Linked DNA regions of Mus musculus: all the other regions are linked to region 5. The links are chromatin loops, found by intact Hi-C in ENCODE. Cell type or tissue: gastrocnemius. All regions are shown on one strand. Region 1 holds the start of A930018P22Rik (RIKEN cDNA A930018P22 gene). Region 2 has its middle 6.2 kb from the start of Mir1902. Region 3 has its middle 4.3 kb from the start of Cstf3. Region 4 holds the start of Cd59a (CD59a antigen). Region 5 overlaps Fbxo3 (F-box protein 3). Region 6 has its middle 12 kb from the start of A930018P22Rik.

What was found. Hi-C counts contacts between places; a loop is a spot of excess contacts. Peaks named below come from ENCODE experiments on the same cell type or tissue, not always from the same donor. Only the 100,000 strongest peaks of a DNase experiment are listed, where the experiment ranks them.
Region 1: a loop joins it to region 5, with 6 times the contacts of the local background. A loop is called at or near these places in 22 of 42 quality-filtered maps.
Region 2: it touches region 5 in a loop (4-fold over the local background); 22 of 42 quality-filtered maps call a loop at or near these places.
Region 3: it touches region 5 in a loop (3.0-fold over the local background); 14 of 42 quality-filtered maps call a loop at or near these places.
Region 4: it touches region 5 in a loop (5-fold over the local background); 6 of 42 quality-filtered maps call a loop at or near these places.
Region 6: it touches region 5 in a loop (2.4-fold over the local background); 22 of 42 quality-filtered maps call a loop at or near these places.

What each region holds. Positions count from the first base shown.
Region 1 is chr2:104,120,804-104,125,803 of GRCm38, reverse strand. It overlaps A930018P22Rik (RIKEN cDNA A930018P22 gene), which reads right to left and starts at 3,035. Exons shown (of 2, transcript NM_026634.2): 1 at 2,475-3,035; 2 at 1,058-1,315. The coding sequence starts at 2,973. The coding sequence ends at 1,230. In gastrocnemius, no CTCF peak of the experiment used is centred here; DNase peaks (open chromatin) are centred at 2,727 and 3,086; H3K4me3 peaks cover 1,346 bases; H3K27ac peaks cover 3,425 bases.
Region 2 is chr2:104,420,202-104,425,201 of GRCm38, reverse strand. No RefSeq gene overlaps it. Among named protein-coding and RNA genes, the nearest start is that of Mir1902, 6.2 kb to the left of the region's middle. In gastrocnemius, a CTCF peak has its summit at 2,780 (motif pointing right); a DNase peak (open chromatin) is centred at 2,340.
Region 3 is chr2:104,583,707-104,588,706 of GRCm38, reverse strand. No RefSeq gene overlaps it. Among named protein-coding and RNA genes, the nearest start is that of Cstf3, 4.3 kb to the left of the region's middle. In gastrocnemius, a CTCF peak has its summit at 2,846 (motif pointing right); no DNase peak of the experiment used is centred here.
Region 4 is chr2:104,093,590-104,098,589 of GRCm38, reverse strand. It overlaps Cd59a (CD59a antigen), which reads right to left and starts at 2,789. Exons shown (of 4, transcript NM_007652.5): 1 at 2,663-2,789. In gastrocnemius, no CTCF peak of the experiment used is centred here; a DNase peak (open chromatin) is centred at 2,689; H3K4me3 peaks cover 2,489 bases; H3K27ac peaks cover 2,389 bases.
Region 5 is chr2:104,033,002-104,038,001 of GRCm38, reverse strand. Fbxo3 (F-box protein 3) reads right to left here. Exons shown (of 11, transcript NM_212433.1): 3 at 4,243-4,406. Among named protein-coding and RNA genes, the nearest start is that of 4931422A03Rik, 7.1 kb to the right of the region's middle. In gastrocnemius, no CTCF peak of the experiment used is centred here; a DNase peak (open chromatin) is centred at 2,976; H3K27ac peaks cover 2,304 bases.
Region 6 is chr2:104,132,655-104,137,654 of GRCm38, reverse strand. No RefSeq gene overlaps it. Among named protein-coding and RNA genes, the nearest start is that of A930018P22Rik, 12 kb to the right of the region's middle. In gastrocnemius, a CTCF peak has its summit at 3,039 (motif pointing left); DNase peaks (open chromatin) are centred at 3,032 and 4,074; H3K27ac peaks cover 1,317 bases.

The DNA of each region.
Region 1 (5,000 bases), 88 kb before region 5:
ACGTATTGACAGCTAGAACAGTACAGGTAGAACCAGTAGCCCCACAAGTCAGATCCTGTGACACCTTGGCTGAAAACTTCCAAGGACTCTCCTCGTGTCATAGAGGCCTTGTGACCTGGCCATGGCTCTAAAACCCTACATGAATGAGTGCCTCTGCACTCACCCCGACCCCTCTTCCCTCACCCCTTCTGCTCTGCCATCTCACCTGATGGTTAGGATTCACCAATGCTGGCTTGCGCCACTGTAAGCCCTTGCATTGGCCCTTCTGCCTGGAACATTCCCACATAGGGAAATGATCTTCAATCACTTCCCCACATTGTTTAAATGCTACCTCTTGAACAAGCATGGTAGTATGCAGCTGTAACCCCAGTACTTGGGAGGCAAGTGCAGAAAGATTTGGAGTTCAAGGTCAATCTGGGCTACATAGTTTTGATCTCAAAACAGTAAACAAAATATGCTATATCTTCAAAGAGACCATATTTAAAAGCCCACTCTGTCTTCCTTGGGATATAGTCTGGCTGTCCTTACTGCCCTCTCCCTTTCATCGTTTGACATGTCATTCTTTGTGATTGGCATGTCATTCTCTAGGATGCCTTCTTGTAGTTCACTCATGTTTTTCCCCATCCCCAATTCCAAGTGTTTACACGGGGGACTAAGTGTTTAATAAGCACTTGATAAATACCTCTTAAGTGTTATATGTGATTTTCTTAGAAAGACCATGTCTTTAAAAAGATTACCAGAATTCTGTGTTTCAAAAAGAAATTTTTGAAGCACAAATTACTTCTAAAAATGAAAATTACTGAGATGAAGGGCAACTCAAGTTCTAAATTTAGTTCGAGGGTTGCCTATATGGCTGAGAGCCAACATCAGGACCAGGATTTATTGCCGGGGCTTTGAGTCTCTTGTATACACTGGCCAGCCCAGTATGTCTGGCAGTGATAGTGTTGGGTCCACTCTTTGAGTCACAGGAGACTCTGAATAGCAGGCCAGACAACAACTGCATATCCCATGAAGGAGAGCCCCAGCATCAGCCCAGAGGAAAGAGGCTATAAGATTTACCATGCAAGTGGGCACTGTATGTGAAGTATGTGCTGAGAGCAATGATAACAGTAGTAAATACAGAACAGAAAATAACCATCTTTGAAATGACAACAACTAGGACACATTATCTAAGCACTAACACCTAAGGAGGCAGCTGCCCAGCTCCGGGGGGCGTGGGGGGCAGCTCCTCAGGAGCAGGAGGCCGACTTTCCAGGTTGCCTGCTCATCTTCAGTCCTTGTAATTTTTCATCTTTCAGCGCCTTCAGGAATTTATCTGTAGGAGAGCAAAACAGACTCAGCTGTGGCTGGGTTTTCAGGGTCTTCCTATATAGCTCCAGGTGGCTCTGGAACTCTTGATCCCTCCGCCTCAGCCTCCTAAGTACTGGGATTCCAGGCATGTACCATCTACACCCTGAGAAGCAATTTACTAACTTCCAGAGCAAGATTCTGAGAAGTAATTATGCACGACCCTAAAATCTCCTAGAAGCCCAACCTTATCTAACTCACACATCTGAAAAGGCCATTTCTGGGGACTTTTTCCTCCCGCGGCTATGTATGTCTCCTGCAGAGATGAATTAGAGAGCATCCCAATGACCATGCATACCTACGTGTATCTTTTTTTTCATACTTCACCCCACTATGTGGCAGAGAGGACCAATTTAACCTGTTGTGCTGCAGAGGTGAAATTATCTTTCCAGAGCCATGTGCCTTCCTCTAATAGTCCAATTCAAGCCTTAGAACAGGGGGTGAATCAGGATAGCCTCAGGCTACTAATTCCTGAGCAATTTAATTAGTCCTTCTGGAAATATGGCTGGCTCTAACTGCCTTACTGTCCGCTAGAGAGGCATCTGTTCATATACCAGAGGATTCCTGCTTACATCAGCACTTGTTCTGCTCTGATGTGGATCCCCAAAACCTCAGACTTTAGACCAGATGTCAAAGTCCAAGATCTTGTCCGAGGGTTTGGGGCCCAGGGAAGGGCAGAGGCCAAGGCTCCTCAGTGAATGACTGTGGGGCTTCAAGGTCTGGGCGATTCTTATGATCTCCTTCCACCCACAGACCCAGCTTAAGATTTGAATACTGAAGATTAATGTCTCTAGAGATAGGGAGCCTGTTGTGGGTGGAGCTCTAGATTACAGAAATGTGGTCTTACTGTGTAGGACTGCTAAATTTAAGAAGAGTGTGCTTCAGGTGTGAAGAGTCAGTGTCAAATTACTTCAAGGGCTAGCCCCTAAGGGTTTAAAACTAAAGGGCTTGAATAGCTCAGGTGTGTGGGGAGGCAGGGGTCGGTTGAAATTCAGCACGTGGGGGTCTGAACCTCTGGAGGACAGATATTTGGGGGTGGAACTCCTAGGGCTGGGGTCACATTCTGTTGCCTGACTCTAGGGGGCAATTAAGGCAGCTAGGATTGGGCTCGTTTGGCAGTCACGCACAGCGCTGGGAGTCGAAGCCGTCCCCAGTGATTGTGAGCAGCTCCAGCTCCTTAATCCGGATCTCTAGCTCGCACAGCTCCTCAGGGTGGGAGGCGGATGCGAGCCAGGGGGTCGTGGAGCCGGGGACCAGGGCCGAAGTTGCCATCTCGGGGCCTGGAGGCGGCGAGTAGAAGAAGCGCAGAGGCTCGTAGGGAATAGAAGCCAGGCCGGACGGCCAGGGAGGAGGACACGGGCGCTCGCTGGGGGGACCCAGGCCAGGCGGCGGCGGCGGCACCGTAGCTGGGGGTGCCAGAGGCAGGGATCGGACCCCCGCTACTCCTGCCACCCCGGCCGCCGGCGTCCCGCCCGCCTTCAGCGGCACGAAGAGCTTCTTCCAGATGTTAAAATCGCTCAGCGGAGACGACGAGATGCCCCGGTCGTAGAGCGACGGAAAGTAGAGGGGCGGGGCCGGCCGCTGGCTCATCTTGGGGTTCTGGCTGCCGCGCCGCCCCTTCGGCATCTTTTGAATGGGAGGCTGCGTGAGAGGAACCCCGCGCCGGGAGACGCGCGCCAAAGCCCCGTGTCTAGGAGTTCGGAGATTCCACAGGCCCCGCCCCGACGGAGCGTGGCCCCACCCTTCGCTCTAGCTACGCCCCTAGGAGGCGGAGCTCTGGAGAGCAGAGGCCCCGCCCCACGAGTCAGCTTCGGGCAAAGCTATCGTCCTTGACCTCTTTTGGTGCAGCTGCTGCCCTGCACTACCCGCCCCAAAATAGCCCAGGCACACTTTAGTCTCGGGCCCTAGACTCCTCCCAGAAGCCTTCAATTCTTTTCTGCTGCTAATACTGCACACAGAGTTGGCCGAGGCTGAGAGAGAAATTCAGCTTTCTCCTTTTATCAGGGAGTGGAAAATATTTCCTAACAACCAGACCCTTTGTCCTAGCAATCTTGACTCATTATTTAGAAACTGAAAAAAAATGTGTGGCTGACTTCATTCTCTACAGAGGGAGAAAAGGAAATTTTTCTGGTAAATGTAGAGATGCTATGGAATATTCTGGAAATGGGGAAGCAGTCTGAGTTTGTAATGACCCTGAGGCAAACAACTTTTTTTTTTTTTTTTTATGAAATGCAGTTTAATTCTCTTCTGAACACATAAGTTATCAGGAGCTGACAGGCAGCAAAACACCAAAAGGAAATTATGGGGCCCACCTCAAACACCACACCCATCCCTGAGAACTGGATGTTCTGTCCAAGAGACATGTACAGCTCATTTTTATGAACTATGAGCCAGTAACTAAGGAGAAGTCAATTTCCTTCAGGCTGCTTACTCTTTTAATGATCACCTGCAGGAATGAGCAGGGAGGGTTGGAGGTCATGGAAGCGCAGGCTCAGCTCCGTGAGCGAACTTGTGTATACAGATATGTGCTAAATACATGGGGTGGGGCAGCAAAAGATGGAGTCTGATATCCAGACTGCTAGTCTTGGGCAAGCAGTTTGACTTGGAGGAGAGGCTGGTTGTTTGCTTTTGTGTAACCCAAGTTGGATTAGAACTTCCCATGTGGTCGGCCACATAATTCCAGCAATCCTCTTGTCTCTCTTACCTGGCAGGCGTCAGAGACGAGCATCACCATGCCTAGCATGTCGCTGGACATGTACATGTTTTCTCTCTTTTCCTTTTTAAGTTTTATTGTGTGTGGAACCATGAGTGTGTGTGTGTGTGTGCACTCAGATGCCCACAGAGGTCAGGAGGATATGGGTGCCGGAGACTGTATCAGATCAGGGTCTTCTGCAGGAGCACTCAATGCTCGTACCGGACTAACCCATTTCAATAGCACTGTTTAGTTGTTTGTAAAATAGGTCTGAGCCCCTCCTCCACCTCCTGCATCAAAGAGCAAAGGATATTTTATTACTCAAACAAGAGGAACCTGAGCTAAATGATGAAATATAAAGTAGGTGTGCTCAAGAGCAGCTTTCCCGTTAGTGAAATATTTATATATGTCATCATCTGCCCCTCATCTAGTTGCTTGCAGATGGTCGCTGGTGAACATGGGCACATTCTGGCTTGTGAACCAAAGAGGGCATCTTTCCCTCCCGCTGCATGACCTGTTGTTTTCTCTTTCTAACTCCAATACATTGCCCTCAAGTTCCCTTTTGTGTCTTGCTTTTAAAATTCTTTCATCTGTGACATCAAGAACCTGTTTTTATAAGGGACTCTGTGTCCCACCATGGCAAGGCTACGGCTGTCTTCCTGGCCTCTGATCTTCAAGTCCCTCTTCCTGGCAGCAGGCTGGCTCTTTCTGGAGGTTGTTTGTGCCATAATCTAAGGGCCATGCTATTCTAAGAAACACAAAACAGCCTTTTATTACTAATCTGAATTAACCATTGTGCTGGTGTGGACATGAGGGCTGGGGTACTCCCATCTCCTTCTCAGTTCCCAGTATTTCAGAAAAACGTTCTCAAAAATGCAGTCCAGCCTTTATGTTTGTTTTCTAGGTAGATGTATTTGTGGAGGTAGCAAAAAATAAAATAAAATAAAATTATCAAGTTAAC
Region 2 (5,000 bases), 390 kb before region 5:
TCCACCACGAGTCATTCAAAATAGCTAGGGCATATCTATGTTCCTAGTACTGGGTGTTTATCATTAGAAGGTCCATTGCCTTACCACACTGTGGTGGGGAGACCAAGCAAATCAGTGCCAACAGTGTGACATTAGAGGTATGTAGACTGCTAGCCACACAGGGAGGTAACAGCATAAAAGCTTAGCTCCAGGCCTGGAGAGATGGCTCAGAGGTTAAGAGCACTGACTGCTCTTCTGAAGGTCCTGAGTTCAAATCCCAGCAACTACATGGTAGCTCACAACCATCTGTAATGAGATCTGAAGCCCTCTTCTGGTGTATGTGAAGGCAACTACAGTGTACTTACAAACATAAAATAAATGTAATCTTATAAATAAATAAATGCATCTTTAAAAAAAAAAAGCCCCTGCATGCACTTCTAAGACCACTCGGAGAGCTCAGTGCATGGGTGGGGTGAGACAGAATGCCACTGTGGGGTTGGGCATGCAGCCTTCTGCCAAAGGAAGGAGTGTGGACTTAATTCCAGACACCAAGAAGCTATAAAAGATTTTAGGTGCTCAAATGCAACCCAATCTATGTCTTGTAAAATTTGACTCTGGTTGACCCATGGAGAGTAGGCTACAGGCGTGACAACTCTCTACAATGGTATTGCAGTCCATACAAGAAGGGGAGGCCAGTGCATGCCTTTGATTGAGAGGTTTGTATTATGAATATAATGTATCCTTTTCCCTTTCTGGAGAAAAGACACATTATATAGCCAGTCTGACCTTGAACTCTCTGTAGCCCAGGCTGGTCTGCTGTGCACCACACACCCAGCATTTTTTTAGTTTAACATAGTATTTGGAAGAGCCAAAGGTTTAAATTTGGATGAAGCCCAATATGCCACTATTTCTTACTTTGTGTTCCCTAAGACATTTCTTGAGTGTGAAGTTTTAGAACTTTCTCCTGCAGTTTTAGCTTTTATATGAAATCTCTGGTCCTTGTCATGGGAGGTTTTGTGCTGCTTGTGATAGTGTCCTATGTTATTGACCCTATGGTTTATGTATGATAAGTATAGTCACAGGAAGTAAAAGTAGTATATTTTCTATCACAGAGAATTGTTCATGTTGCCACATGCCTGGAAAATTCAGAGAAACACACTTCAAAAAAATTACAGTTTTCAAATAGTTACTATACATGCAGACAATTAAAAATAAAAACTGTGTGTGTGTGTGTTTGTATACAAGAGCATTTGCCACAGTGCACATATGAAAATCAGAACAGCTTTGTGTAGTTGGCTTTCTCATACATCTCTACACTGGCTCCAGGGACCAGGCTTGGGCCCCCAGGCTTATATGCTAAGTGCCTTTACTCGATGAGCTATTTTGTTGGCCCAGTTTCTACTGTTTCTATTTGATATTTATAACAAGTTTTTGGGTTTTTTTTTTGCATGATTTATAATCCTCCAATGTTTCAGTGCCCATACTCTCAATGCAAAGTGATTGGTTTTGTTCTAAGCATTAGAGACAGAGAATACAAAGAACTCACTTTTTTTTCCTTAAAAAGATTTACTTATTTTTAATTTTTACATTTGTCTGATTGTTTTGCATGCATGTATGTGTGTGCACCATGTGCATATCTGGTATGTGTAATGGGTAGAAGAAGGTGCCATGTCCCTTGGAACTACAGTCACTGATGGTTGTGAGCTGCTATGTTGATACTGGAAGGTGAACCCAGGTCCTTCACAAGCCTTAACTGATAAGCCACACCTCTTTCTTTTATAAATACAATATTAAATTTTGTGTATTTTGCGGTATTAGAGATGGCTCAGTGGTTAAGAGCAGCAGCTCCTCCTCCGGGGGTCCTTAGTTCTATTCCCAGCACCCCATGGTGTCTCGCAACCACCTGTAATGGGATTTGATGCCTTCTTCGGTCATTCAGGTGTATGTACAGATAGAGCACTCGTGCATAGATGAATAAATCTCATTTTTTTCTGAGCATTTTATATCATGCATACTATTATTTTGACTTATGCTTTTTCTTATGTTGAATGTCTGCACTATTTAGCCTGTATTTATGAGACATTACCATAGCTCCCATCTCTCCTTTGATTCAGTATGTCTCACCGACTGGAAACTCTGGATTTAACCCATTTTTATCTTGTAGATGCTATACTTTTGACATTTGCTTTGTGTCTGCCTGCAGTAGGTACTAAAATATTTTCTAAGTAAATAAATTTGGGGCTGCAGAGATGGTTCAGTAGTTAAGAACACTGGCTGCTCTTGCAGAGACTCTGGGTCAGTTCCCAGCACCCCCATGGCAGTAGTTCACAACTGTCTTGAACTCCAACAGGGAAACTGGCTCCTTTTTTCTTGCTTCTGAAGGCACTGCATTGCAGGTGGTGGGCAGGCATACATGCAGGCCAAACACACATAGGAAAAGGCTGTGGAATGGAATTTGGAGGCTTACATTTAATCTATCTTGTCATTTTTTGAATTATGATTTTTTTAAGAAGGGTTGGACTTTAATTTACTCTGTTAAGTGAAAGAGCTGAGGGCTTGCAAAAAAGATGAAGCCAACAGATAGCGTGGAGGGTCCACTTCAGGCCTGAGAGTCAGCAAGTGACTGGCCATGGCAGATCCAGTGGACAGTGACTAGTAGTCTTTCAGTAAGACAAATACTGGCAAGGAATTCAATAGAAATGCATAGCATACACCAAGCAAGTTAATCAGGCCTGAGATGGTCTGAGCATCCAGTTTAACAGTTGGTCACTCTCTTCAATATAATGCAATGTTATATAATGGCCAGCAGGGGGAGAAAGTGTTCGCTAAACATTTGTTCTGTAATATCTAAAACAACAAAGCAGAACTAAGGGCAGTATATTTGTGTCCCAGGGACAGTATGGTACAATGTGAGAGGTTTTTTACTTTTACAAATAGTTTTTAAAAGTGACAGTACCCCAAGTCTATTGAAGGAAGACATCTATGCATTTACCCACCCTTCTCCCACCACATAGTTTCATAGTTTTGCCCCTTTAGAATTTCCTGACTATGTCTTCCATGTCCAGTAAATGTTTACTGACCTGCAGGGAAAGGGGGGGCGGGTTGCTCGAAATGAATATAGAGAATGTGGTAGCACACAGCAAGTACTTATATTTTATAATTCCACATTGGCTTTCATAGGATGGAATCAAAGGGTGTTGGTTACATTTTTGCCAAACTCTCATATATGCATGTAGCATAAGACTATAATCCAGCCATGATTTGACAAAAAAAAAAATCAGGCTATGACTATTTCATTACTAGCTGCTTTAACACAACTGATTTATTAAGATGTTTTTGATGAACAGGTATGGTTGGTACATGAGTGTTTGTGCCCCGCCCCTGTGCCCATAAGCCCATAAGTCATGTTGGGACATCTCACTAGTGACATGTTGTTCTGTCTGATGGTGGCCAAGCATTGTCACATGCTTTCCTCATTTTCTCCTGTTCACAGTGTGCAGCTAATAGTGAGACTTCAGTGAAAATTACATTAATGGTTTCTTCAACATCATTTTCTATGTATGTATGTATGTATGTATGTATGTATGTATGTATGTATGTATGTATCTATCTATCTATCTATCTATCTATCTAATCTATCTCTATCCACCCACCCACCCACCCACCCACCCATCTACCCACCTAAGTTCTTGCTATGTAGCCTAGGCTGGTCTTGAATTTATACTCCTCTGGCCTCAGCCTTCTAAGGGCTGGAATTATAGGCAAATGCCAGGTTTTCCAACACGTTTTTAATTCTAGACAGCCAAGAAGGCAGCCTGTCAAGTGTTTGCCAATCCACTGGCAAATTTCAAGCAACTTGCCTGCTATCATTGAACATGAAGAAACACACCTCATTTCGCAGAGACAGAAATAACCTCAAGCATGGAGATTACAGGATGTACAGCCCAATTAGTGTAAAGTGGCGAGTGCAAGCCATCCCTGCAAGGTTGTTATCAATAGAAGAACATTAAAATGGTTTCCTGACCTTTATGAAGGTATTACAAAGGCCCCTATCATGGTCGGAGTATTTACAGAAATGAGCCGAGGAAGAAGAGGCTTATGTGGTGTAATATGCAAAACATTGCCACTGTGAAGAGTGGTTTATCTTATCCCACCTCCGTTATGCAACACCTCTTCTGTCCTTGGCCAATTGCTACGTTCTTTACTAAGTTGTGATGTCTTGGATTTCATACTTAGTCTGTTGCTTATCTCCACTGTCCAGCAGTTCCTCTAACCTGAATTTCTCAGGATTGCTTCCTCCATAGAGTATCTGTCTTCATGTTTCTGGACAGAACCACTTTGCTTGTATATGCTGATGAATTTGTCCTTCCCAGGTCCCCAAGATTTATCTGAATAATCCACACAGCACAACACATGTGTCAGCCTTCCCACCATCAGCTACTGGTTCTCTGAGTCCAGTTACCTTTACTCCAGTGCCTGCCTCTGTTGTCACTCTCCTTTGCTAGACAAGTCTTCAGTCTCTCCCTCTCCCTCTCTGTTTCTGTCTGTCTGTCTGTCTCTCTCTCGTGTGTGTGTGTGTGTGTGTAGTGTAGTGTAGTGTAGTTATGTGTACATGTGTGTAGATATGCACAGGCCCTTGTAAAGGCACAGGCCAGAAGAGGATGCCAGGTGTCTGTCTGTCTGTCTGTCTGTCTGTCTGTCTGTGTTTTAGGTCAGGTTCCTTCTCACGGATCCTGAAACTCATCATTTTGCCTCCCCTCTCCATCTCCCAGCCCACCCCCCCACCCCACCCCCAGTGCTGGAATTGTAGGTACACACAACTTTGCCCAGCTACTACCTGGCTGCTGGGGAATTTGAACACATGCCCTCTGGCTTTCACACTAAGTGCTCTTACCACTGAGACCCCCTCCCCAGCTCTTGAGTATCCAGTGTTGTAAAATATTATGTAGGCTTATTACTCTGGAAGACTGAAAGGAAGCCCAGCCACACCCTTCTCTGTCTGCTGGAACTGATGACAGCTG
Region 3 (5,000 bases), 550 kb before region 5:
CTGGAATAGGCCATATAAAACCATTAGTAGTTAAAATAATAGGTGAGGCATAGCCCAATCCGTGAGAAACAAAGATCCAATCTTAAACAGGAATGGCTTGTCTTTATTATAAGATGGCTTTCAAGTCTAAAATGGAGGCAGGCTGGTTTATGCTATCTCTAGGTTTTATGTTACATGTTGGGGGTGTTGTCTTTTTGTTGTTTCGGTTTTTGATTTTTTTTTTCTTGTTGTTGTTTTGTTTTTGTTTTGAGACAGAGTTCAACCTATGTAGTCCATGCTGGCCTCAAGCTCACTGAGATCTATTTATTTGCCTCTGCTTCATGAGTGCTGGGACTAAAGGCATGTGCCTCCACCACCCATCAGGTTTTGTCTATTTTAATTTTCTTTTTACATTTATTATTTGTTTTTGTGTGTTCAGCCAACCTATGGGAATCTGATCTCTCCTTTCAATGTAAATGCCTCTAGGATGAAACTCAGGTCGTCAGGCTTGATGGCTGTCATCATTACCCACTAAGTCCTTGCTGGTCCTTTGCATTTGTATTTGAGACAAGAGTCTCATGTAGCTTGAACTCCTTATTCTCTTGACTCCACTTGTAGAATAATGGGTCTGGAGGCATACCATTATATCTGTTAGATCACAGATGATCTTGCCAGACTACAAGAACCCACCATTCCGTATATCCTATCTAGTGCCTTAATTAATCCGATAAACTCAGAGACCTCTCCCCTATAAAGTCTACATTAATAATGAATTTCCTTTGGGTTGCTGCTGGATCAAGATCTTTGAGGCTCCTCAATGAAAGTAGTCAGCATTATTAAAAGACCTGATTACCTGAAATCCATCTCTGCATATTTATAGAGAACCTAGAAAGAATGTTACTTGAAACAACTCCCAAACTGAGCATGGTAGTACAAGCCTTTAATTCTGGTAATTAAGAGGCAGAGTTAGAGTCAGGCAGTGGTGGTTCATGCCTTTAATCCAAGAACTCAGGAAGCGAAGGCAGATGGATCTCTGAGTTCAAGGCCAGCTCTGGTCTACAGAGCAAGCTTCAAGACAGCCAGAAACTACATGGTGGAAGGAAGGAACCAACTTTTTCAAGTGGTCTTCTGACCTTCACATTTCCACCATGGTGCATGTGCAGCCACCCACTCACCTAAACAGATACACATGATAGATAGACAGACAGACTGACCTACCACTTCAGGAGATTAACATTTTTGGCATTTTTTGCTTTATATGCATGTATTTACAGGTGTATTTGTGGTTTTCTTTCCTTGTTTTGGGTTGGTTGTTAACTTTTTTTTTTTTTTTTTTTTTGGTTTTGTTTTGTTTTGTTTTTCGAGACAGGGTTTCTCTGTATAGCCCTGGCTGTCCTGGAACTCACTCTGTAGACCAGGCTGGCCTCGAACTCAAAAATCCACCTGCCTCTGCCTCCCAAGTGCTGGGATTAAAGGAGTGCGCCACCACCACCTGACGTGGGATTTTTTTTTTTTTTTTTGGTTTTGGGGTTTTTGTTGTTGTTGTTGTTATTTTGGGTTTTTTTTTTTTTTTTGGCAAAATATTTTAAAAGTAAATTAAATTCATTCTCTAAATGAATCAGTTTGTTTTTTCTGAGAATAAGGACTTTCTTCTTCATATTCACAAGACCATTTATCATATCCATGAAAGCTTACAGTTATTTCCTGACATCAATTACGATCTAGTTTACATCTACATTTTCACATCTCTTTCAACAGTGTGATTTTTGGGGAATATGTGCTGGATCAAGCTCACCGTCTTCTGAGCACTAGCTTCTGAGCTACACCGTCAACCCCAAAATGTGTTTAAAGGAGGTTTCTACAAATCAGTATTCAACCAAGTTTCCGGAATTATGCTTAATTTTATCTCATTTATTTTAGAAAATGTTCACCTTTTGGGTTTTTGAGACAGGATCTCTCTATGTAGCCCTGACTGTTCTGGTCTGGAACTCACTTTGTAGACCAGGCTGACCTGGAATTCATAGAGACCCACATGCCTCTGACTTCCCCAATGCTAGTTTTAAAAGTGTGCACCACAATCCCCAGGACAAGAACTCAAACAGGGTCTAGATCTAGAGGCAAGAGCTGATGCAGAGGCCATGGAGGATTGCTGCTTACTGGCTTCCTACTTCCCCTACTTTCTTAAAGAGCCTAAGACCATCAGTTCAGGGGTGGCCCACCCACAGTGGGCTAGGCCCTTCCCCATCAATTACTAAGAATATACAAAACTATCTTATGAAGGCAGATTCTGTCCATCTGTCTTTCTCTTTCTTCCTTTCTCTCTTTCTCTCTCTCTCCTTTCTTTCTTTCTTTCTTCCTTTCTTCTGCCCTTCCTCCTCCTCCTCTTCTTTTAGTTTTTCAAGACAGGGTTTCTCCACATATCCCTCGCCGTCCTAGAACTCTCTAGAGTAGAACTAGGCCTCAAACTCAGGGATCCGCCTCCTCTACCTCCCACGTGCTGGGATTAAAGGTGTTAATCCCATCGCCATCATCACTGGCAAAAAGAATCTTAGGGAAAGACACAGGATCCATGTTTACTTCTTGAAGTGTTGGGGATTGGATGTAGGCATCTCTCTTGTAAACATTTCCTGTGTCAGTGAGCTACACTCACAGCCCCACATTTATCTTAATAACTATGCCACTAATACTGACTCAGCACCCACAAGTCCTGATTTAATTAAAGTGTAACTGTTAAAAAAAAATATTCTAGAACTCATGGAGCTGACCCAAAGGAGATCTGAGAATTTTGAGGATAGTCTGGAATACCTCGTGAGAACTTTTGGGGAAGAAAGGCAGAGAACAGAAAGAAAAGGGCACTTGCAATGGTTCTATGAGTCCCCAAGATGGCAGCAAATACAGGTTATAGCTAAAGATTAAGCAGCGGTGGCAAACCTACTGATATATCTCTCTCTCTGTAGATATCTATATGTATGTATGTATGTATGTATCAATCTATCCCAAATTCACTTGGAGGCTAGCATTGTGATACCAACTATAATCTCAGCACAAGGGGGGCAGGAGGGTCAGAAATCCAAGGTCAGCCTTGATTACAGGTGAGGCCAGTATGTGATATATGAGACTTTGTTTCCGAAGAAAGGAAGAAAAAGAAAGGAAGGAAGGAAGAAAGAAAGAAAGAAAGAAAGAAAGAAAGAAAGAAAGAAAGAAAGGAAGGAAGGAAGGAAGGAAGGGTAAGGAAAGAAAAGAAAAAAGAGAAGAGAAAAGAAAGAGAAAATCTATTAGAAATTTTCATCAGAATTCTAAAAATAGTCGTTGCTGGGCTTGGTGATAAGCTTGGTGTCTGGTGTTGCAGTACAGACTTGGGTCTTATTTCTTAGTTAAAATACCTGGTTAACTGGAGCAGTGTCATACACCTTTGTTCCTAGCACTAGGGGGGCAGAAGCCAGGGGATATCCAAGAGTTTGAGGCCAGCCCAGTCTATATAGAGAGATCCTGACTCAAAACAACAACTATAAAACCAAAAAGAAAAGAAAAGAAACAAAACAAAAACAAGCAAGTAAGTAAACAAACAAACCAGCCTAGTTACAGCTGATCATCATGGGCAAGTATAAATCACACTTGCTACAAATACTCGCTCTAAATATATTGGGTATGGCCAGCCTCTGTACCCATGCAGCTGATTCTTTCCACTTCTGTCTTCTGTTTATACTTTGACTTATTTTAGAGAAAAGCTTGACAGACACATGACTTCAGCTATGTAGAGGGATGGGTAAATATTTCAAAAGCCTGTGTAAAAGGGTCACAGATATATCAGGAATTTTATTTTTAAAGTATGTGCAGCACTTTCAAGAAACAAATTCTCAATACACTGATAGAACTGTCTACAATGACTTATCTTGACTTAGAATGCTGACTGAACATATTTTTCATACCTGAAATTTAATCTGACTCTCTTAACTTGAATTTAAAATGTTTTTAAAATTAAAATAGGTCTGAATAATATTTAAGAACACCAAGGTATTCAATTATATTTATTTATAAAAGATCTATTTATTTATTTAGACTATGTGTCTCTCTATGTAGTCTCACTAGCTGGCCTGGAACTCCCTATATAGACCAGGATATCCTAGAATTTACAATAACCTATCCACCTCTGCCTCCTGAGTACTGCAATGAAAGGTGTGGGCACTACACCTAGCAAGAAGCTGTTTGTTTGTGTGTGTGATTGTTTAGCTTGTAACATGTGAAACATTGTGTGCTCCATGTGTATTTGATACTTGACGAGGCCAGAAGAGGGCATTGGCTCCTCAGAAACTACAGTCACCAAGGTTTATGACCTGCTGTGTGGATGCTGGGGGCTAAATCCAGATCCTCTGCAATCAGGGCAGCTGTGGTGGCACAAGCCTGCAATCAAAAGATTAAGAGAGCCGGCGGCGTGGTGCCGCTCTTTAATCCCAGCACTCGGGATTTCTGATTTCGAGGCCAGCCTGGTCTACAAAGTGAGTTCCAGGACAGCCAGGGCTACACAGAGGAACCCTGTCTTGAAAAAAAAAAAAAAAAAGATTAAGAGATTGGTGCAGGAGAATATAGAGATTGAGGATAAAATAAAAAACAGAGCTTGAGGCTACCTGAACAACAGAGAAAGATGCTGTCTCAACTACCCCTCCAGACTACCACACATACAAAAGAAAAGAATCAGACTGGGGGTACAACTCAGAGCTGCAGTGCTTGTCTAGCATATGAGAGGTTCTGGGCTCAATTGCTAGCATTGGGGTAGTAGGGAGTTCAAAACCCTAAAAGAACAATATTACAGTAAACTGAGCAAGAAAACAAAACAAAAAATTATCATTTTACTATTTCAAAACTACTTTTATTTGCCCTGGACCTTGAGGAAGCAGGCACAGCCTCAACATGAAGAATGACCCCAGCAAGTTCCTGGGCCTCTGCAAGCCTCAGCCAACCATACCATTGGTGCTAAGGACCATGCATCTATCTAGAGGAATGTGGCCAAGACTGATAATGTC
Region 4 (5,000 bases), 61 kb before region 5:
AGGAACCACACAAACCCATGTTAATATTGCTAACTTTCAGAGCAGGGAGAGCTCTATTGGCCACAGCGTACTCATAGCCTCTAGAAGCTAAGAGTGCTCAGGAACAGACACTTCTCAAGGAAATCAGATCTGGGGTCTCCAGTCACAAAGGCGTCATTCTGCCAACACTTGAATGAGTAAGGCCATGGAACCTTCAGGGCCTGCAGGAAGAAAACAGCCTGCTTCTCGATTTTAGCTCAGTATGTGGACCCTAGTCAGACCCCAGTTAGATGAAAGAACTGTAAGATAACTTGTGTTGTAAGCTCATTTTTTTTTCATTCATTTGGCAGCAATAAAAAAATATAGAGAGAGATAAGCCAAGCGTGATGGCATGTCCCTACTGTCTTCAATATACGGGTGGCTGAGGTGGGAAGGTCATATGGACCCGAGAGTTTAAGATCTATTTGGTCAATAAAGTTAGACCCTAATCCAAACAAAAACCAGAACAACCCCACCCCCACCCCCCAAACTTACTATAACCAACAATCTCGTTACTGGAAAATGGCGGCTTGGCATTCAAGCATAGATTAAGTTCAGAACTGTGAACATAAATGGAGATTATAATTCAGCTTCCAAAATAAACGCAGCTAAGGGAAAAAACCACACAGACACACACACACAAAACAAACAAAAACAAATACAAAAAAGCATACATGATATACATGATATCCTCCCTCCCTCCCCACTTTTCTTTTCTTTCTCTTACTTTTAATATATGAAGAACGCAAGCCAGGCCACCATGCAGCACTATCTTGAGCCACATCCCCAGCCAGATTGAAGATTTTAACAGCAGCAGTTTCCACAGGCTTCACAGACACCTTCAACCCTGGGTTGCGACCACACAGAACTTGGGGTGTACTTTAAGGCTGAACATATCATAACGAATAAAGCTGCAACATCATCATCCTATAAGAAGTTCTGAAAGGGGCAGTCTCTGGATGGTCCATCCTTAACCTCCAAACGCAGACACCATTGCACACGCCAGCAAGATTTTGCTGAAAGGACCCTGACATAGCTGTCTCTTCTGAGGCTATGCCAGTGCCTGGCAACACAGAAGTGGATGCTCACAGTCAGCTATTGGATGGAACACAGGGCTCCCAATGGAGGAGCTAGAGAAAGTACCCAAGGAGCTGAAGGAGTCTGCAACCCTGGAGGTGAAACAACAATATGAACTAACCAGTACCCCGGAGCTCTTGACTCTAGTTGCATATGTATCAGAAGATGGCCTAGTTGGCCATCAGTGGAAAGAGAGGCCCATTGATCTAGCAAACTTTATATGCCCCAGTACAGGGGAATGCCAGGGCCAAGAAGTGGGAGTGGGTGGATAGGGGAGGGGGGGAGAGTGTAGGGGACTTTTGGGATAGCATTTGAAATGTAAATGAAATAAATACCTAATAAAAAAGTGGGGGGGGGGGGAGAAAAGGTTCTGAGAGGGCTAGAGGGATGGAATTACCTGATCCAAGACAACAGGGCAGTCTCAAAATCACTTTGGATGTATCTTGCTTTTTACTTACCAAGGTCTGGAAGCTAAGTGACTTAACATAACCCAGTGTTAGCAGTCTCATGGGCCTTACGGGCTTGGACATGCTGTAGCTAAGCCTACAACAGACCCCAAAAGTCCTTTCTTCAGTTCAAAGCAGTAATTACATCAGCAGCTTAGGACAAAGCAAAACACCATCACAATGGAAAGGCCCCTCCCAGCCACCTGGTGGCTCCATAAGCACTTCAGAGCTCTTGAAATTGCACAGATCTGGACTTCACCTAAAATGGCCTCAGTCTCTTAACAACTTATCTCAGGATCCTAAATCCCTGGCTCATCCCAACTCCCACCCTAAAGTCCATTTGATTTTGTTTTTGTTTTCCTTCTACTTCTTTCAACCCGCCCAGTGAAAAGGGAGGTTTTTCATTTATAGCAAAGTACATGCCAAACGTTTTTCAGCATGGTCAGGGCATAATGAGGTAACTCCTCCTTAGTCTTCCCAGAAGGATAACAGCAAATGTTGTGAGCTCCCTTGATTGTCGTTCTGACGCGGTCATTCTGTGTGTCTGGCCGGAAGGACTGGAGAAAAGGTGCCCTGAGGTGGGTCTCCGGAACATTGGCTGTTTTCCACATTCCAGGAGATCAACCATGAGCTACCTTAGTGCTCACCACTACCCTGTGAAATAAGTCCTTTCCCTTTACTGATGAGAAAATAGGATTTAATAGCTTCCTTTCGACACCTACGAACGAAAAGGAAAGGTTCTTTTCAAAGTCTGCCCTCAGACTGCAAGGTGGCCGGGCCCATGGACCAAAGATATCCACTAGAGCAGCTACAGATTTGGACCTCAGCAAGAACTGCAGTGAGTTCTTCCAAGCTGAGGTTAGCCCTCAGGCCCCGGGAGACCGACTTCACTGAGAGGCCAGGGGTGCCCTGGAGTCAGGCGCTCAGGGAATGCCTAGCTCCAGCAACCGCTGAGTAGGAAGCAGAGTGCAGGCTGCGGCAAGAAATCGCTATAACAAAAAAGGTCAGAGGTACAGGCCTGAGAGAGGCCTCCCGAGGGACAGCCCGGACGCATGCGCTGCCGAAGCACCCCCACCTTCCACCCGAGGCTCCGCTCCAGCCAACTCTGTGCCCTTGCTTACCTGCAATCTTAGAGTCAGCTAGATCCTGCTCTAGACACTTTTCAGATCGCCAGTGACTGTGCTCATGCTCTGACTGCTGACAGTACACAGCAATGCAAACCAAATCCACTGGCCACGCCCAAGAACTGATGGCCACACCCCCACCACACCCCCTGGGCTCCTATGCCTTCTAGTCACTGCCTTTTCCTCTGTCAGAGAGCATTTGGCTGCCAGAACCAGAATCTCTGGAAACCTAGGATACAGGAAAGGCTTGCATTTCCCTCTGATTTCTTACTCCTAACTAACACCCTAAAAGGCTCTTGATTTTCCCTTTCTTTAAAAACAAACAAACAAACAAACAAACAAAACCACAATGTTTTTGTGCCCATGTTTGCTAGTGCCCAGAACTATCTCTTGACAAATCATAGATATCTTTCCAGGCCATACATCGTGGCTTGCTCCTACTCTCAGGTCCTGACAGCCTCCAAATACTCTTCAGACACAAATGCCATCTATTTTGTTTGGAATGAAGACAAAATCCCGTTGGTCATTAGAAACCTTTGTGGACTGGCCAGGGGCCAGAACTACGTGAAGTTGTGATACAGAGGTGCCTTTATCATTTGGAAAGACTCATAAGCAGGAAGGAAGCCAGAGGGGAACAATAATTTTTTTTAAAATATTTATTTACTTATTTATGTAGCTGTCTTCAGACACTCCAGAAGAGGGCATCAGATTTCGTTACGGATAGTTGTGAGCCACCATATGGTTGCTGGGATTTGAACTCAGGACCTTTGGAAGAGCAGTCGACGCTCTTAACTGCTCAGCCATCTCTCCAGCTCCGGGAACAATAATTTTAAAAAGAGTAAACATTCCAAGAGGCTGGCCTCCTAAGGGAACAAGAAATGCTCTGTTGGTTTTTCTTTTTTTAAGTCTTTCTGCCCACAGGAACATTTCCTGGTGGGGCTGTTGTTGTTGTTGTTGTCGTCGTCGTAGTCGTCCTCGTCCTTGTTTGTTTTCACCTGTAGTATCTATCCCCTGGCATGCAGTGAGTCTGTATCTGCTGTGTCCCAAATGACAAAGGAGGTCAGGAACATCCACTCTTTCCCTAGCCTACCAACAATTACAGAGTCTCCGAGCTATAGAAGAAGTACATAAAACACTTGTAGACCAAAACAAATAGGAAGAGTGGGGAGTCACCAGCTAGGATGCCCTAAACAGATTTGTGCTATTTGTCCTCTTGTACAAACTTTGATTTCTAGGATGGGATGGGCACAGAGTACCCTACTGGGCTTGGTCCTGAACCATTTTAAGGACTTTCACCTAGTCTCAGAAGACTCTGGTCCCCACAAACTCACCAACTTTTGCAGGAACAAATGACCCATCTATAAAGCAGCATGGCCTGAGGAGAGGACTTTCCATCTCCCCATCATTTACAGGGTGAAGGCTGTGGTTTTGGAGCCCAGGGCCACCTGGACCAAGCTCTCTATATATCACCACATGGCAATACCTGGTCAAGAAGCTCCCTGTTTGGATGGGACATATTTTGTCAGCAGCCTGGATGTTCCCTGCCCTTAATCCTCTAAAGTAAGGTCGGCCTGGGCCCCCTGCCTTGCTCTCCCCTTCTGCTCCTGAGGAGGATCTCTGTCCCTCTCCTACTCCTGCCATCACTGTCCCTGCCCAGCCAACACAGGCAGAGGGAGAAGCAGCCCCTGACTCTCCTGACTCCACTTACAGTCTACCTGGGCCCCCAGAAGGCCGACTCTACTATGGCCTTACGCCTCGGGGGCATGGGGCCCCAGATGCTCAGGGGAGACAGTTCATGACATAGGTGCCATTCACCAGTAATGATCTTTACAGTTGGAAATTACAGACGGCCCACTTTCAGAAAGACAATCTGTTCTCACAGGTCTTCTGGATTCCATCATGCTGACTCACAAGCCCACCTGGTCAGCAACTGCTCCAGGTCCTCTTCTGGAAATTGGTTCTGGAGCAAATGGGCTGCCCACTCAAGTCCGGGCTGATACTGATGCAGCCTTTCCTTTGACTGGTCCCAATTGTGATTTTAACACTCCTAAAGGTAAGGAGAGGCTCTGGGTCTATTGCCAGATTCTCATGAGATAAGGGGGGTTGAAGAGGCTGCCAGACGGCCCACAAACTTATCTAAGGTAAGCCAAGTGATTCAGGGAAAGAATGAGAGCCCCAGGGAATATCTATAAAGACTTTTTAAAGCCTGTGAGACCTACACTCCTTTTGACCCAGAAGCCAGAGAGCACCATCAGCTATAAACATGGCTTTTGTTAGCCAAACTGCCCTTGACATCTGTTGGAATCTTCAGCGTCTAGACAGTTTGGGGGTAAGC
Region 5 (5,000 bases):
AAAATGTTTCCATGAACGCACTGACCTTGTAATAACTCACTGAGTCTGTAAATAACTCGCTGTGGTCTGTAAACATATTTACATAGCATTAACATCACTAATGATGGCAAACATCTCAACTAAAGAGAATCCTCCTAAAAACCTACCACTCTAATCATGAAGAAAAGATCAGACAAAACCAATCTGAGATATTTTCTACAAAACACCCCATGAGTACTTCTCAAAAATGTCCAAGTCACAAAAGACAAGGAAAGAACCAGAGGGCCACTGCTGGCTATAAAGAGGTGACAGCTCTATGTCATGTGATGCTTTACACTAGATCCGGGGAGAACACAAAGGACTGAATGCAAAGTCTGATGACGTCTCAATCCAATGGGAAAGTAACAAGATGTCAATCAATGTTTAGTTCTGATAAATGCCCTCTAGTGTGATATACTAGGGAAACTGAGACGTATACAGAACCCTCTACAAATCTAAATTAGTCTAAAATTAATGTTATTTATATAACATAAATATATTTATGTAAGTGTATATAGGTAGAATATGAATTGTATGTTGTAAAGTATATAAGAATTATATAAGGTAACAATTCTTGCTCTGCCAGAATGAGGACTTGAATTCAGATCCCTAGCACCCTTCAGTGCCAGGCATTGTGCTGAGTAACTGCAGTCCCAGAATGTGGACTCAGAGACATCCATATCCCGAGAGGTGGCTGACCAGTCCAGCTAATAAATCAATGCGCTCCAGGTTCAGTGAGGGACCCTGCCTCAAGAAATAGGGTGGTAGGCTGAGCAGTGGTGGCAATGCCTTTAATCCTAGCACTCAGTGGGAGGCAGAGGCAGGTGGACCTTTTTGAGTTTGAGGCTAGCCTAATCTATAGAGAAAGTTCCAGGACAGCCAGAGCTTTACACAGAGGAACCCTGTCTCAAAAAATAAAACAAAAGGGTAGATGTGAGGCACATCAAGCTCTGGTCTTCACATGCACACAAGTAGGCACACACACTAACATGTACATATACGTACTCTGCATACACATATAAAAGAAAAGGTAAAAAATAAAGAGTTTGATAGAAAAGAAACCAAGCTGAATAAAAGCCAGGAGGAGTATGGTAGATAAGGAAAGAGGCTAACATTTGTATGCTATGTGCTACATGTTAGACTACTTAATATGTAAGATTAAGAAGTAAAAACACCCCTAGCTAACAGAAAGATATAAGGGAATATATATTTACATTTCAGTAAAATTAAGATTAGAAGAGACAATATATTATAGTAAGCCAGACTGGTCCTTACCTTAGCCCTACTACTTACTGTGGAGAGTGAACTCACACTCACTCACTCACTCACTCACTCACTCACACTCACTCTCTCTCCCTCCCTCCCTCCCTCAATATGTGTATTTGTGTGTGTGTGTGTGATTGCATCTGTCTGACCTTGTTCTCCAAAACAATGAGCTAATGCCGCCCACTAGCGAGAGCTGTGGAAGGAGGGAAATGTCATGTGCATATTTATTTATAAAGTGCCTTACTGCTTTCAGTAAATACTCACCTACTCTCTTCTCCCCTCAGCTACTCAGAGAGGAAGCTGTGACGATTTATCAGAAGCCAAGACTGGGTTTATCTCTGCTGCTTACTAATTATTAAACTCTCTTTGTATCTTTTCTTTGATGTGAAGTGAAGGTACTAGTAATTAATCAGGGTTTGGTAAATAATAGCTGAGAGGCTAAATCCTTCTTATTGGAACCCAGCCACTCCCTTTTCCACTCCCTTTTGTTTCTGTATTGTCTAAGGCTGTTCCCCAGAAACAACAGACTAACTAACAGCAGAGTTAAACACAGGTCTCTGTCACAGAAACTATGGGTCAGTTCTACCAACTCTAAAATATTTACAGTCTGCTCCTTTAAAGGATTACTAAACTCCCAGCTCAATTCTAAGCCAATATACAAGGAAAATATGATTTGAAAATACACAATTAACCTCAGGATGCTCCATGACCCTTACCCCAAGTCTACCACCTATCTGCTGCTAACTTCCTCTTGAACCTGACACCTACATAACCTTAAAGCTGAATGAGGACTGTGGCCCGAGTCAGCAGCCAGGTTCCTAACTTAGTGTAGAACTCAGAGCCTGAAATTCCCAGCATCCCCAGCACTGTAGATGTTCCCAGTTAACCCGATTCCAAAACTCCTGGCAAGCCTGAGAACTGGCACCTAGGACTAGAGCAGACGTGGCCAAGAAATCTGACAGCTAGATGTACAACAGGCACAGGAACTAGGAATGCCAAAGGACGAAAGAACAAGGAGGTATGAGTCTGTCGGAAAGAACAACCATACTGCACTCTCACACTCTAAATGCCCTCATGCGGAAAAGAGAGACCTTAGATATTCTAAACAAAATGGGCTCAGTCCTCTCCCTGTAACCACAACTGAAGTAAAGATTATACTTTCAAAGTAAGTCAATTCCTGAATTTACCTTTTACCTTTTGATGGCAAATTTGGTCTTTTATGCCCTAAACTAGTACTATTTCCACAAAAAGACAATAATGATCTTCCTTACAGGATTTTTGGAAAGTGTGTCTAATGAGTGTCTACCTTTGTATTTAGTAACAGTTATTATAAACTATTACCTATCTGACTTATCACCACTGAAGACTTCTGTTCAGATGATCTCTGTCCTCTTGAGGCAGCTACCCCCAGGCTAGGGGAGTGTCACTACTCAGGTCTTCTTAGAGGGTAAGCTGTCGTGATATTAATGGGGGACTCCAGGGTCCCACCCTACTCCATCTACTAAAACCATTTATTCTGCCTTCTAATAAACACATCATGGTTTTTCTGAAAGTGACATTTTCATGAGACATTACAGTGGGAATCTGAAGAGAAGGGAATGCTATTTCAGAAAGATGGGTTCTAATGAGTCAGGAAGAACACATTCCAACGCTAGCTTCCCAAAACCAGAGCATGTGCATGGCGCCACCTAGTGAGTAAGTCTGGAAACTTCAGGTGGGAAGCAGATGAGCAGTAATAGTGCATCCTCATGGGTATTAACAAATCACACTGAAATACCTTATTAATATTTCTAGCCATAATTAGGCAATATAGTAGAGCATTGATCCTGGGGTCAGATCAGCCTCAGTTGAAACCTTAGTTTCACTACTTTGTAAACACCAAACAAAAAGGTTTTCTCACTCTTTTAGTTATCTTACATGCCTAATGACCCAACATTTGACAGGCACAAACAGGAAAGGGTACTGATACAAGTTTTCAATTAAGAAATAATCTTGGGGGCTGGTGAGATGGCTCAGTGGGTAAGAGCACCCGACTGCTCTTCCAAAGGTCCGGAGTTCAAATCCCAGCAACCACATGGTGGCTCACAACCATCCGTAACGAGATCTGACTCCCTCTTCTGGAGTGTCTGAAGACAGCTACAGTGTACTTACATATAATGAATAAATAAATCTTTAAAAAAAAAAAAGAAATAATCTTGGGCTGGAGGAATGGCTCGGTGAATAAAGCACTTGTCACATAAGCATGAGGGCTGGAGTTTGGATCCCAGGAAGCACATATGAGCTGAGCGTGGGACGCAACCAACTTGTAACCCAGCATCTGGGAGGCCGAGACGGGATACCTGGGGAAACTGGCTACTGCACTAGCCCAGTCAGCGAGCTCAGGACGAAACCCAACTCAGTACACAGAGCAGAGGACAGTCCAGGAAGACATGTAACGTCCTCTGACTTCCACACATGAATGTACATCCATGTGTACCTGTGTACACACATGCATACCACAAAAATATACACATGACAATAAGAATAACAATCATTTTTAGGACTGGTGGTATAGTTCCATTGTTGAATACTTGCCTAAAATGCATGAGACCTTGGGCTCAATCCTCATCATTGCAAAAAATAAAAATAAATCATAATGGTTATTCTCAAACAATCTTAGCATCATATATATATATATATATATATATATATAATATATGTGTGTATGTGTGAGAGAGAGTGTGTGTAAAATAAATATAATGATGAAGTAGTTCAGCTTTTTATTTTAATAACCATATAGATTCCAAGACCAATCAAAAAATCTCTAACAATATCAGCATTACACTTGCTTGGCTAGTAAAGTGTGAATGGTGACCTGGAAGAGGTTGGGTCAGTCAGATACACAGGAGATCTGAAGTTATTTAAACTACTCCTTCTTGACTAACTAAAATGTGGACGGGGGACTCTGTGTGCCAGTACCTTTCAGAGATAAAACCATCCGAGGACACCTGGGCTCCAAGTACTTCTTGAGGTCACGCCAGGCCTTTTTAATGGCGGCGTAATGGTCGATGTACCTCCCCACGTCTGAGTAGGTCTCTATGAAGAGGGATCTCCAGCACTGACTCTTCCCGGCTTTTTCTTCCCTAGGTTTAAAAAACAAGATTAAAAAATCTTTTGAAATGATATTAACATTTTTTTTTCTCTTTTCCTTTGTTTGAGATAGGGTCATATGTAGTACAGGCTGGCCTTCGACTATCGATGTAGGTAAGGATAGCTTTGAATTTCAGATCCACATGCCTCTAGCTGTCAAATGGTAGAATTAAAAATGTGTACCACAAACCTGGCTTAGCATGTAGTTTTGATATTAACCAACACACTTTATTGGGAGTTTATGGTAACTCTGCCTTTTTATTTTCTTAACTTATTTTTTTGGCTACAAAGAGAACTAGATAGCAAGAAATGATACATTTTAAAAAATGAATAGTTACTACTGTCATGGTAGGGTCACTTATTTTCTCACTTTCTGCCTAATTTTTTCAAGTTTCCCAGTTCTTAACAAAATATATGAATAGTATATCAGTACAAAGTAAGTTTCAACTTACTTCTAAAAAGGTATCAGTTGGAAACAAACCTTTTGAAACAGAGTACGTAGCTCTGGCTGGCATGAACTATGATCCCTGTCTCTTTACCTCCCAAGTGCTGAGGTTACAGGTGTGTGTGACTGAACCCGGCTTCAA
Region 6 (5,000 bases), 100 kb before region 5:
GACCCTTGTAGATATGAAATTGCTTAAGTGGAGAGGGAGCTTCGGAAAGCCTGGTGTGTCAAATGAGAGGGAGTTGGGCTAGACAGGGAGTACTTCAGTTAACAGTGCTTGCTGCCCTGGCAGAGGACACAGTGAAAGTTCCCAGCACCCACAGAAGGTGGTTCATGACTGCCTGTAACTCTGGCTCCAGAGGATCCAACACCCTCTTCTGGCCTTGGTAGCTACCTACAGGTATGTGGCACACACAGAGAGACACACACATACACATAAATATAAACAAATAATAAATAAATAGAACGAGAGGACATGAAGTGGAGTGGAGAGGTTGGGAAGGATGGCGAGGCCTTTCATATAACTCAGTATCTGGACAGAAGTCAATGTCAGTACTCGGGGTGGCGAGGGAAGGAGACACCATTACTGATATTCTTCCTACTTATTTTTAGAGCTTAGTATTATTTTGATTTAAAAATCACACATGAGGTGATAAGCCACGGAAATCTTTTCAGTTTGGGGCCTAAAAACTATTTCACTCTGGCTCTGAATCTATTTTGTGGCCAATGGTCATACATGAAGTGGATCCCTACTGTGCAATTCAGTTTTCTGTTACTGTACCAAAATACCTAATGTAATCGACTTAAAAGGAGGAAAAGTTTATTTTGAATTTTGGCTTCAGAGGTTCAGTGTTATGCATCAATTGATCCTATTGCCTTGGCGTGTGGTGAGGCAGAGCAACATGGCAGGGCCCCTGTGGTGGAACCAAGCTATTCAGCTCATGGCTAGAAGTGAAACAAACAGGAAAGATCCCTTTTCTGAAATGTCCCTAATGATCTAAAACCACTAACCCACCTCTTAAAGTCTCCTCTGCTGTTAACACGCTGTCTGTGGAGAACATTCCAGACCTGAACCATTGCACCCACATCAAGATCTGGGACCTTCCAGATGGAGGTTTGAATTCCGCCTTTACTGCATTGTAGCTGTGTGACTTTGGGCAACGTATGTCCTGTCTCTGAGTCTTCACTTCATTGAGAAGCTTTCTCCAGAAGAGGACACTGTGGAGGGGGAGACAGAATGCGAAGCTTACAGCCTGGCATTTTGCGAGCATGGTGGTCACTGTAACTCACAAAGTTCTTCCAAGAATATTCCCGATAATGTGGATCTCTTTATTTTGCCAGAGCTGGTATGTCACCCATGGGTCACCTAGCAAAGACTCCTGTACTCAGCGCTACTGACCTATCCTCTGTGGATATGTCTTTTGTCCAAGAACCCAGGTGACCCATAAGCCAGCCAAGCAGAGAGGAAGCTAAGGACCCTGGGGAGAGGTAACGGTGCTGAGGAAGGAAAGCCTTCTACCACTCATCAGTGTGGGGAGAGAGGGATCCGATGCAGCTCTCTCCAGGGCCCTACATTCTGCTTGTGGTGATGCCTCCCATCACTCTGGGAGAATTCTTCTGTGTACTCAACTCCCCAGGGCACTCCAGCAACCTCATGGAACAGCTGGCTTTGCTATATCAACAGGTTGGGCACAGTCATCAGGCACAGTCTGCTTTGTTCAAACAGCATGGGTCACAGCCTCAATGTCACGTGGTGAGCCAGTGGGAAATAAGATCCTCTTGAGAACATGCCTGGGCTTCCTACATTATCTGCTCAGGGGCAATGTGTAAGGTTTGGTTTTGCTTCTGTGATGAATCTCTGACATCATCCCTTACAAGAGGAAAGATTTCTTTTTTTTTTTTTTTTTTTTTTTTGGCTCTGGGTTCCAGGGGCTTCAGCCCATGGTTAGCTGGTTCTATCACCATGAACCTCAGGGAGGGTTGAACAGCTTGCCTCGTGGTAGACAGAATGAGTAGGATGAGCAGAAAAGGGTCAGAGAAAACTATCCCTCAAAGGCACACACCCCCAGTCCCTACCTCCTCCAACCAGTCCTCGCCTTGCACAGGTCTGCACCCTTCTTAAATAGTCTATTCAGACTTTAAGTCTATCAGTGGTTAACTTACTGATGAAGACAGGGACCTCATGACCCTGTCACTTCCCCCAAACTTACTTTTAAGCATTACTGGTATGGAGGACTCAAGACGTCTGTGAATGGGCATCCTGAGAGGATGTTTCATACCCAAACCGTAATACTCCATGTGGTTTACAGTAGAGTCCTGCAATTGAGAGGATCCCTGCCCATCCTTGCTTTGGAACCCAGACCTGGTAGTGTGTTATTTATTCATGAAAACATTCTCCATCTTTGTTGGTAGATATGGGCTAAAGGGAACAAAAAGAATAGTTTGGAACAACTTATCAATAAATTAACTGAGATGCAAGGCTTTGAGGTGGCCCGGGCTCATCACAGATGTATGCTGCCTGGTGTGTATATAAGCAAGGGTCTGAACACATCTTACTGGTAGGTAGGGGTGGTAAATATGAATGAGATATGACTCTTTTCACTTGTTTGGGGTTTGGAGGGACAGAATCACTATATAGCCCTAGCTGACCTAGAACTCTCAGTGTGTACCAGACTGACCTTAAAATGATAGCAACCCCCATGCCTCTGCCTCTCCAGGGTGCTAGGATTACTGGTGTGTGCTAACACACCTCTCCAGTGTGCTAAGATTACTGGTGTGTGCTAACACACCTGGCTTCTTTTCCCTTTTTGCAGTGGGCTCTTATTAAGTTGTCCAGTCCAGTCTTGAACTAACTCCATAACCCAGGCTGACCTGGAAAATGTAATCCTTCTGCTTCAGCTTCTCATGCTGCTGGGATTCTGGGTGTGCACCACCACGTCTGGCTCTGCAATGTTCTGCAGCAGCAGCCCGGGCAGACCCATACAGGTAGTATCAGTCAATGAGTCTGGTATAGTTACTTTCATTCTTTGCTAACTGGACATTCACCTTGAAACCAAATCTAAAAAGGGCATATTTTCCAGGGGCAAGTAGAACACTAAGCAGGCAGCCACCTCTGGGAAGGGCCAGGGCTACACCTGTGCTTGTTTTTGCATTAAGTGTTCCAACTGCTGCCTCTGTGTCTCTGTGAATCTATGCTGCCATCTAGTGGCTCCCACTATGAGAAACATGTGAAGAGACCTTAATGCAAATCGCCCAGGAAACTGAGACAACAGTAGAGACCTCAGGCAGCAGAGCCAGGCAATTTGCAGGCACTACCTCAGTTCACCCGCGACAGTCTGTTATTGTGCATGCTTTCCACACAAGAAGAGAAGAGAAAAAAAATCAACACATGACTGAACACATTGGGGAAGGACTCAGGTTTACTTTGTGTGTGCTGCTTTCAGAATTGCAGGAGTCTACACTGGGATAAACAGTCACTGCCCTGGGTGAGTCTGGGAGTGGAGACATGGGCAAGCTGTTGCTTTGAGCTAGATGATAGTCTGAGTTCTTCCTATACGTTAACGTACCTTGTAACCACCTGTGATGACCATCGCTCCTTCAGATGTGGAGGCTGGTAAGTATGTGTTACTATGTCTGGTGTGTGCTGGGTTTGTGACCCAGCTGAGCTCAGAGGTGTCAGTCTTAGTCACTGTTGCAAACCACCTCTCCAAAGGGGACGTCTAAGGCTCATCCCTAGGTCTCAGAAAAGAATTCAAGCCTTCTATACTTGTGATGTAATAAAGAACCGCCTGGCCCAGATAACCTTTTGAAATAGCAACACAATGTTGTCTCTCACATTCATAATCAAGAAACATGAAATGCATTGAGTTACCCAAAAATGCCCCCCAAAAAGTCTCACAGTGTTTCAAATACACTTATGATTTTGCATAAATCATATATAGTTATTATCCTCAGCCACCTGTGGCACCTCTGATAAATCAACTTTTCGTCTGGTTTTATATAAGTTAATGTTTCAGTAGGCTGGATCTGAAGTCAGACATATGACCAGGAGTGGCAACTTTCCCTCTCAGGCTAGTAGCCATCAGTGTGCTCAAAACACATTTGAGGAATGTGTGGTGTGAACAGAACCGTGGGATCAGGGTGAGCTGATGGCAACACAGCCCTCGTCCCTAAGATCACCCAGATCTGGGGGAAGGACAGGCAGACGATCCTTCTGTCCATACATAACAATGTCAGCGCATCCCGGTGGCTGAGTGCCAGGAGAGAGGGTGCTAAGGGAACTCAGAGCAGAAACACGTAAGCTAGACTGGGGAGAAACATCTGGAGACGGTTCCTGAAGGAAATGGTATCCAGCTCCTGAGAGAGAGGGGGGGGAGGGAGGGAGGGAGGGAGGGAGGGAGGGAGGGAGGGAGGGAGGGAGAGGGAGGGAGGGAGGGAGGAAGGGAGGGAGAGAGAGAGGGAGAGGGAGAGAGAGAGAACAAGCAGGGGTTACATTTGCACAGCTGTCGTGGCTTCTCTGTCTCCTTCCTTGCTCAGTGCCCTGGGATGAAGACAGGCTTGTGTGACGCATAATCAGGATTGATAAACGGGGCATACGTAACCTTCTGCTGACCTTCATCTGCTTTAAAGAACCGAGTACTCACAATCAATGCCCTTGAACCCTAGGTTACTCTTACAGCTCCTTAACAGCTAAAGCTGCAGAGAAGCTGGCTGCAAAGGGCAAGAGAGTTCAGCAACAAGATGACAGGTGAGCTCCCTGCATCCCTGCTGGGTTCTGGGCAGAGGCAATTCTGAGTGAGATCCAGAGGAGACCATGGGACATTTTGTCTCCAAGGACTCCTTATTTAGGAACCAGAGACTCCTCTGCTTCAATCAGCCTCAGCCATAGGTCCTCTTCCCAACATGGATGGAAAGAGGGAAGGGGATGTTGACCCAGCCCAGGAACCTTGCAAGAAATGGCTGTAGGGCTGGGTTTCTCCGTGGCAGGCTCCTCATCCTTTCCCTGTGTTCTGAGGACTCCTCTGTAAGTTTTCTCTAGGCTTCTTTCTATGGCTTGTTACCCAAGACCTGTACTGTCGCCCACAATGCTACGGAAGGAAGCCGTTTCCTAACTGTACCCAGAACAGGAGAGCATGCAGCTTCATGCCATAGACTTCTCAGACTCCTCTC